Regions from separate parts of the Homo sapiens genome. Here region 1 is linked to region 2. A link is an interaction called in ENCODE POLR2A ChIA-PET data of the cell type or tissue named here. Cell type or tissue: OCI-LY7. All regions are shown on one strand.

Region 1 (5,000 bases), 260 kb before region 2:
ATTCTTGTAGTTTTGTCCAGGTATTATCCTTTGGGGATAGAAATGGTTCGTAATGTTTTTATAGTTCATCCTAGACCATGGCTCAGCCTTGCCACCCAACTTCCCTGTCCAGGGAGATCAGAAGCAATAGGTGGCTATCAAGGCATCATTTGAATAGGGTGGATATCAAATACAGCATCCCCATCTGTACAGGACTCAGCCTTTGATAGTTCTTGATCTACCTGCCAGCAACCATTCCTTCCTCCCACTTGCCTTTACCTCCACAGGATCAGTAAGAGCAAGAAAAGTTCTTCTCCTTCTTGATTTATTTCCTCCTACTTAAACCCAGGCAGAGAAACTGGGGCCTAACTTTTATGACCTTGGTGTTAGGAAAACAAAGCTTACTAATAATATTAAGGAATAGAAGTAATTTTATGTCCAGGGCCTGTTGACCAGTATAATGTTTTCTCTGATGCAGTTGACTCTCTGAACCTGAACATATTCTATATAACTTTTACAGCTCCCTTTCCCAAGGGAGATAATCATAACAATAGTCTCTAGGAAATTCCCTTACATGGGCTGATATGTGCTGTCCTTTTTTCCTCATGTCCCAAGATCAGATAATCCAAATGCAACTTTCATAAATGTCCTACACAGTCATCAGAGTGGGAGCTGTAAAGCAAGAGTGGAAGCTAGGACTATATTTAGGAGCTGGCCCTAGGCTTGTGCTTGGATTTCAGCATTGGCTTCTCCTCTTACCAGCCATGTGATCTTGGGCAAATTACTTACCTCTCTATTCCTAAGAGATGGATAAATAAGAATAGAGTTGATGTGATAAGAAGTAATCAAAATAAGTAATACAAACTAGTTAGTACAGTCCCTGGCATACAAACAGTGCTCAATAAAATTAGTTATTATTAAATAGCCTTCTAATATATGTGTTCAGATTTCTTTTTCTACTGTTCAATTTCTGTGCTTTGATCTAAAACAATTAAGAAACATGGTAACAGTGTTACTAGATTTTTAGAATCCTAGCATGTAAAAGATCTAATCCAACCCTTCCTTTGACAGATGATGAAAATGAGGCTCAGGAAGAAAAAAGGAATTTCCTAATGTACACAGTGAGTGAAAGGCAGAGCCAGGACTATAAACTAGATATCCTGACTCCCAATCCTATCCCTAATTATAGCCGCCTTTTTCCCCCTGAGAAAAGAATCAGGATTAACCAAATGCAGATTTAGATGCTAGTATATTTTATATGTAGGAATGTGATAGTTGTTATGGAATATTTGAAAAAAAATGTATTTATATATGTCATTCTGTATAGAGAAATTATAAAAATTATCTATAAATTAGTATGAATAGCAAATGAAGCTTATGTTCAAAACTCCCACTTCCAACCTCCCTGTTTACTCAGCAGCATGGGATTATGGAAAGAACATAGAATTTGGAACGGAGTGAGCTTGGATTCAAATCCCAATTCCACCACTTAACTGCTGGCATGACCTTTATTTAGCAAGTTACTTAGTCCCTTTGAGCCTCAATTTCTTCATCTAGAAAATGGAGATACCGAAACCTGTTTCAGTGATTTTTGTGGTGCATAGGATATATAGTATGGGAACACAGAACCTGGTATAAAGAGATGCCCATCACACATTGGCACCCCTCCTTAGATTTGACTCTCACTTTGCTGTCCTGATTTTGGTGCTCTGCTGGAAGCAAGGCACTGCCAGGTGCTAGCGACATGGGAGCCATATTTGAGAGGAAAGACGGCTGTCTGCTTTGTCATGAGCGGGACGGAAACATGGTTCTTGGAGTTTCCCTCAAGGTCACTTGGGAGCATAATGTTGTTTCCTACAGGACATCAGCTCAGGAAGTATGCCAAGGCCCAGGGTTGCTTACCACAGAGAAATTATCTCAAGATTGTTCAATGTCAGGCCTTGGTATTACTGGCTGGCCTTAGAGCGGTCTGTGCACCAGGCTTATATATCCTAATCCTCCAAGTCTATTATCACCTAACAGCAGCTTTTGGTTTTGGCTCTTGGAGTGTCAACTGCTACAGCCTCCTCTTGGTAAGCTTCCTTATGCATTATGTATTTATAAATATTTATGTAAGGGAGAGGGGTGGGGGGAGGAAGGAAAAGAAGGAAAGAGGGAAGGAAAGAAAGAATGAAGGAAGCAAGCTCAAGGATACAACAGCGATTGGCCTTTGAGAACTAGGAAATAATATTTTGTTCTGAGAGTTAATCTATACAATCAGTCTGTAATGGATCTGATCAGAATATGCAAAGTCGTCTTAAAGTGGTAGAATAGATTATTAGCCAATAAGACTTTTATATCAGTGGTTCCCCAACCTGGCTGATGATCAGAGTCACTTGGGATGCCTGTAAACATTCAGATTCCTAGACTCCTCCACAGACCTAATTATTAGAATTTCCAGTAGAGCTATACAAGCCCGTTATTTCTTTACATGTATCCCAGGTGCTTTTGTGGCAACCGGCTTCTTCCTGGTCAGCAGACTGGCTTTGGGAACCACAGGTGCACTGCAAGAAGTCTCAAAAGGATTAATATATATAAAGAGCAATGTGTTGGTCAACAGAGGGAATGTGGGGAAAAGGGCACACATGGTACACTGGCTCTTGTGTGCATTGTTCAGGAATGGGGGCTTCCGCCACAGTGCCTGAAACATCTAGATCATCTGGAGCAGATTCCTGTTGAGGAGACAGAGGCTCCAGTTGAGCAGAGCCCTATGTTATCAAACATTTGAATAATATAACTCTCTTTGTCAAAGTTCCTTGTTCATTGAGCAACTTTCAGATGATCTCTCTTCCCATGCAACTGGCCTGTAGGGAGAAAAGGGACAGATCAGGCCAAATGTTTCCCACTGTAAATTAATAAACTGGCATTCTGGTTATATATCAGTCTCTTGTGGATTAGTATGAGTCAGCATCTCTTAGTCTGATCAACTCAGAGGCTCTGTCAAGATCCAGTTTCTGATGCTGTAAAGCTGAGGGCCCAACCCTAGACCTCAGTGTATTCATCAGAGTAAATGTGTCCCAGGAGGTCAGCCAGTTAGCATTTCCTGGAGAAAGGAGGTGAGAAGGAACCCATTTCCCAGGGAAACACGGTATGGAAGACCTTCTTGATGCTTTACTGGGTACATGAACTGGGTGAGGTTCTTATAAGAACAGTTCTTTAAAAAGCCTTTTCTGTTCTCAAAGGGTTTTCACATATATTAGCTCATTTGATATTCACAACAATCCTGGGAGGTAGGTCAGGCATATATATTATTATTATTACTTCAGAGATGAGGAATCTGAGCGCATAGTCACTTACCTAAGATCCAAAGTAATGACAAAAGTGGGAGGAGAATCCAGGTCTTTTGACTCTTAGACATTATTCTTTTCACTTCCTCTCTCATTTAACAAAGTAAATACCATAAGCAGACCCATAAAGGAGCAATAGAAACACTTGAATGGGATAGTGTGGGACTGTGTTTGCATGTCTTTGTGTTAGGGGCTGGGTTAAGGCTACAGACATGGAAAGGCAAGTTGACAGACAGCACGGTAGAAGAGAAATCAGGCCAGTGGTGCTAATAAGAAAGCACACTCAATTTTTTTCTTAGTTTAGAAGAATGAAGTCTGATTCAGTTTAATTGAACAAATTATTTACTGAGCACCTATTGTGTGCAAGGCCTTGTGTACTAAGTGCTACCAATCGGAGCAAAGTTTAGAAAAGAACATTTTGAAACATGTATTTTGGTGTGAAGAGTGACCCTGAAATCATTTTCCTTCTTTAATCACAGCATCGAAAAATGCAACCCACAACCAGGGTATTTAAGGGAAAATGGGAATGGGGAGAAGCTGATTGTAACTAGAATTCTGGCAGCCAAGACCATTTGGAAATTTGGGCTTGATGACTCTCATTAAGGATGGATGTTCGTGCAAAATTTTGCTGGGCAAATATGAAGGGATGCAGCTTCCTCGACATTTTTCCATCTTTATATTTTATGTCTTTAAGTCCTTGGTGACTTCACTGGTGACAGTTTCCAAAATAAGTCCTGTTTTTTTGTGTCTTTTTAAATTTTTTTTTACAATGGCATGAAAACAAAATGTAGACTCCAGTGGCCCAGGATTTGTGAAAAGGGCAGGTCCCAGGGCTCCTCTTTCTCCTACTCTAACAAGGGCTTCAGTGTGATCTACAGCTGGGAAGAGGGGTTCCAGCCGGACATCTGTTAGCGAGCCTACAAACAATGCCCTACGGCTTGCTCCAGTCTTTGCGTTTTGCTAACTGGTTGATCATGTTTTCACTTCATAAATCTGTACATTCTAATGTGAGCACTAGCGGGGTAGCAAAAGGAGGGAGAGCTAGCTGCCTGTTCCCCACCCGATAGGTTCATGTCTGGCTGGATCAGCCTCCCACCTCTCTGGCTGATTCATCAGGCTCAGTCTATTCAAACAGATGGAACTTCTATTTAGGTATTTTAATAGCATGTATTTAAGATATCCTATTGAGAATCTGATCTGACAGAGGTTTGATGAAGTGTTAATGTGCTGAGAAACCAGGCTCACTAGGCACATAACTTCTTTCCCCAAACCAGATAATTTAAATCAATTTAGTTAGTACTTAACTGAGGGACTACTGTGCACCAGTATGTGTCTAGCATTGAATTAAGAGAGCCAGGAAAGAAGCAGAATGCTTGGCACACAAGCCCTTGGAAACTTCTACTCTCTCTGGGGAGAAATGGTACATGGATGGATGCATTTGAAGTTTACAAACATCATTAACTACTGTGTGCAAGGGGTTTGAGCATATAGTCAGAGTAGTGGCCACAATACCTCTTTTATATCAAGCCTACCTCAAGCAATTCAAAGGCAAATGGCTTTCTATTGTCTCTTATGATTAGAAAAATGGAATAAAAGGTCTAACATTGAGCACTTCAGTTAGATATACTGCACACTCTTCAATGCACCAAGTTCCTTTTTGACACCATGCTATTTATTGCTTCTGTTATTGCCCTG
Region 2 (5,000 bases):
AATAAAGAATTCAGCAGGTTGATTATTAAGCTACTCAAGGAAATACCAGAGAAAGGTGAAAACCAACTTAGAGAAAATTTTTTTTAAATACAGGATATAGATAAAAATTCTCCAGAGAAACAGATATCATAAAGAAAAAACCAATCACAACTTCTAGAAATCAAAGATACACTTAGAGAAATACAAAATGTACTGGAAAGTTGCAACAATAGACTAGAACAAGCAGAAGAAAGAACTTCACAGCTTGAAGACAAGGCTTTCAAATTTACCCAACAGACAAAGAAAAAAGAATTTAAAAAAGTGAATGAAACCTCCAAGAAATTTGGGATTATGTTAAATAGCCAGACCTAAGAATAATTGGTGTTCCTGTGGAAGAAGAGAAATCTGAAAGTTTGGAAAACTTATTTGAGGGAATAATTGAGGAAAACTTCCTGGCCTTGCTAGAGATCTAGACATCCAAATACAAGAACCTCAAAGAACGCCTGGAAAATTTACCCAAAAAGATTTATCATGTAGGCACAGAGTCATCAGGTTATCTAAAGTCAAGACAAAGGGAAGAATCAAGAACTGTGAGATGAAAGCACCAGGTAACCTATAAAGGAAAACCTTTCAGATTTACAGCTGATTTCTCAGCAGAAATCTTACAAGCCAGAAGGGATTGGGGTTCTATCTTTACCCTCCTTAAACAAAATAATTGTCAGCTAAGAATTTTGTATCCAGCAAAACTAAGCTTCATAAATGAAGGAGAGATAAAGTCTTCTTCAGACAAATAAGTGCTGAGAGATTTGCCACTACCAAGCCTGTGCTACAAGAAATGCTAAAAGGAGTTATAAATCTTGAAACATAACCTCAAAGTACACAAAAACAGAATGACCTTAAAGCATGAGTCTCACAGAGCCTATAAAACAATAACACAATGAAAAAAAAACTGAAGTATTTAGGCAGTAACTAGCATGATGAATAGAACAGTACCTCACATCTCAATACTAACACTGAATGTAAGTGGCCTAAATGTTCTACTTAAAAGATACAGAGTAGCAAAATGAATAAAAATCCACCAACCAAGTATCTGCTGTCTCCAAGAGACTCACCTAACACATAAGGATTCACATAAACTTAAGGTAAAGGGGTGGAAACAAAATTCCACGCAAATGGAAACCAAAAATGGGCAGGAGAAGCTATTCTTATATCAGACAAAACTGACTTTAAAGCAACAATAGTAAAAAAAAAAAAAAGACAAAGAGGGGCATTATATAATGATAAAAGGATTAGTCAAGCAGGAAGATATCACAATCCTAAATATATATATGCACCTAACACTGAAGGTCCCAAATTCATAAAACAATTACTAGTAGACCTAATAAATGAGATAGATGGGAACAATAACAGAGGTAGGATGGGGAGGACTTCAATACTACACTGACAGCAGTAGACAGGACATCAAGACAGAAACTCAACAAAGAAACAATGGACTTAAAGTATACCCTAGAACAAATGGACTTAACAGATATTTACAGAACATTCTACCCAACAACTACAGAATATACTTTCTTTTCTTCAGCACATACAACATTCTCCAAGATGGACCATATGATAGGCCACAAAACAAGGCTCAATAAATTTAAGAAAATCACAATCATATCAAGTATCCTCTCAGACCACAGTGGAATAAAACTGGAAATTAACTCCAAAAGGAAACCTCAAAACTATACAAATACATGGAAATTCAATAATCTGCTCTTGAATGATCTTTGGGTCAAAAATGAAATCAAGACAGAATTTTAAAATTCTTTGAACTGAATGATAATAGTGACACAACTAGCTTATCAAAACTTCTGGAATACAGCAAATGTGATGCTAAGAGGAAAGTTCATTAGCATTAAATACCTACATCAAAAAGTCTGAAAGAGCACAAATAGACAGTCTAATGTCACAGCTTAAGCAACTAGAGAAACAAGAACAAAACAAACCCAAACCCAGCAGAAGAAAAGAAATAACAAAGAACAGAGCAGAAATAAATGAAACTGAAACAAACAAAATACAAAAGACAAATAAAATAAAAAGGTGATTCTTTGAAAAGATAAACAGAATTGATAGACCATTAGCGAGACTAACCAAAAAAAAGAAGAGAGAAGATCCAAATAAGCATAATTAGAAACTAAACAGGAGATATACTACCAATACCACAGAAATAAAAAAGATCATTCAAGGCTACTGTGAACACCTTTAGGCACACAAACTGGAAAATCTAGAGAAGATTAATAAATTCCTGGAAATATACAACGCTCCTAGATTAAATCAGGAAGAAATAGAAACCCTGAACGGACCGATAACAAGTAGCAAGATCAAAACAGTAATTTAAAAACTGCCAACAAAAAAAGTCCAAGACCAGATGGATTCATAGCTGAATCTATCAGATGTTCAAAGAAGAATTGGAACCAATCTTACTGAAAGTACTCCAAAAGATAGAGAAAGAGGGAATCCTCCCTGAATTATTCTATGAAGCCAGTATCACCTAATACCAAAACCAAGAAAGGACATAAAGAAAAAAGAAAACAGACCAATATCCCTGATGAACATAGATGCAAAAATCCTCAACAAAATACTAGCTAGCTGAATCCAACAACATATCAAAAAGAAATACATCATGATTAAGTGGTTTTCTACCAGGCATGCAAGGATGGTTTAACATCTGCAAGTTGATAAATGTAATACACCACATAAACAGAATTAAAAACAAAAATTATATGATCATCTCAATAAGTGCAGAAAAAACATTTGACAAAATCTAGCATCGTTTTATGATAAAAACCTTCAGCAAAATTGACATAGAAGGGACATACCTCAATGTAATAACAGCCATCTATGACAAACCCACAGCCCACATAATACTGAATGGGGAAAAGTTGAAAGCATTCCCTCTGAGAACTGGAACAAGACAAGGATACCCACTCTCACTGCTCCTTTCAAACACAGTACTGGAAGTCCTAGCCAGAGCAATCCGACAAGAGAAAGAAATAAAGGTATCCAAATCAGTAAAGAGGAAGTCAAACTGTCACTGTTTGCTGACAATATGATCATTTACCTTGAAAACCCTAAGGACTCATCCAAAAAGCTCCTAGATCTGATAAATGAATTCAGTAAAGTTTCAGGATACAAAAATCAATGTACACAAATCAGTGGTACTGCCATGCACCAGCAATGACCAAGCTGAGAATCAAATAAAGAACTCAGTCTCCTTTGCAACAGCTGCAAATAAAATAAAATAAAATAAAATAAAATAAAATAAACTGCTTAGGAATATACCTAACCAAGGAAGTGAAAGATCTCTACAAGGAAAACTACAAAACACTGCTGAAAGAAATTATTGATGACACAAACAAATGGAAACACATTTCATGTTCATAAATGGGTAGAATCACTATTGTGAAAATGACTATACACCAAAAGCAATCTTCAGATTCAATGTAATTCCCATAAAAATACCATCATCATTCTTTACAGAACTAGAAAAAACAATCATTAATTCCATATAGAACAAAAAAGAGCCCACATAGCCAAAGCCAGACTAAGTAAAAATAACAAATCTGGAGGCATCACATTGCCTGACTTCAAACTATACTACAAGGCTATACTTACTAAAACAGCATGGTACTGCTATAAAAATAGGCACATAGATCAATAGGACAGAGTAGAGAACCCAGAAAAAAGCCAAATAACAGCCAACTGATCTTTGACAAAGCAAACAAAAACATAAAGTGGGAAAGGACATCCTATTCAACAAATGGTGCTGGGATAATTGGCAAGCCACATGTAGAAGAATGAAACTGGATTCTCATTTCTCACATTATACAAAAATCAACTCAAGATGGATCAAAGACTTAAATCTAAGACCTGAAACTATAAAAACTCTAGAAGATAACATCAGAAAAACTCTTCTAGACATTGGCTTAGGCAAAGAGTTTATGACCAAGAACCCAAAATCAAATGCAACAAAAACAAAAATAGATGGGACCTAATTAAACTAAGAAGCTCTGCACAGTAAAAGACATAATCAGCTGACTAAACCCACAGAGTCCAAGAAAATATTTGTAAACTATGTATCTGACAAAGAACTAATATCGAGAATCTACAAGGAACTCAAACAAATCAGCAAGAAAAAGACAAATAGTACTATCAAAAAGTTGGCAAAGGACATGAATAGACAATTCTCAAAGGAAGGTATACAAATGGCCAAGAAACTTATGAAAAAATGCTCAACATCACTAATGCAGGGAACTGTATCACAAATGCAGGGAAATGCAAATTAAAACAACAATGAGATGCCACCTTACTCCCGCAAGAATGGCCATAATTTAAAAGTCAAAAAATAATAGATGTTGGTGCGGATGTGGTGAAAAGGGAACATTTTACACTGCTGGTGGGAATGTAAATTAGTACAACCATTATGGAAAACAGTACGGAGATTCCTTGAAGAAATAAAAGTAGAACTACCATTTGATCCAATAATCCCACTACTAGGTATCTACCCAGAGGAAAAGAAGTTATTATATAAAAAAAGACACTTGCACCCACATTTATAGCTGCACAATTTGCAATTGCAAAAATATGGAACCAGCCTAAATGCCCATCAACCAACAAGTGAATAAAGAAAATGTGGTATATATACACCATGGAATGCTACTCAGCCATAAAAAGGAATGAAACGATGGCATTTGCAGTAACCTGGATGAAGTTGGAGAGCATTATTCTAAGTGAAGTAACTCAGGAATGGAAAACCAAATATCATATGTTCTCACTTTTAAGTGGGAACTAAGCTATGAGGATGCAAAGGCATGAGAATGATACAATGGACTTTAGAAACTCACGAGCAGAGTGAGGGCAGGCAGGGTGGGAAGGGGATGAGCGATAAAAGAGTACACATTGGAGCTGGGTGTGGTAGCTATTGCCTATAATCCCAGCAGTTTGGGAGGCCAAGGTGGGTGGATCAATTAAGGCCA

Evidence for each region. ChIA-PET counts read pairs that join two places held together with the same protein. Peaks named below come from ENCODE experiments on the same cell type or tissue, not always from the same donor. Only the 100,000 strongest peaks of a DNase experiment are listed, where the experiment ranks them.
Region 1: POLR2A ChIA-PET joins it to region 2 with 10 read pairs; 4 of 35 experiments call an interaction of 5 or more read pairs at or near these places.

What each region holds. Positions count from the first base shown.
Region 1 is chr3:120,796,505-120,801,504 of GRCh38, reverse strand. No RefSeq gene overlaps it. Among named protein-coding and RNA genes, the nearest start is that of LINC02049, 37 kb to the left of the region's middle. In OCI-LY7, no CTCF peak of the experiment used is centred here; no DNase peak of the experiment used is centred here; H3K4me3 peaks cover 836 bases; H3K27ac peaks cover 1,574 bases.
Region 2 is chr3:120,538,286-120,543,285 of GRCh38, reverse strand. No RefSeq gene overlaps it. Among named protein-coding and RNA genes, the nearest start is that of NDUFB4, 56 kb to the left of the region's middle. In OCI-LY7, no CTCF peak of the experiment used is centred here; no DNase peak of the experiment used is centred here.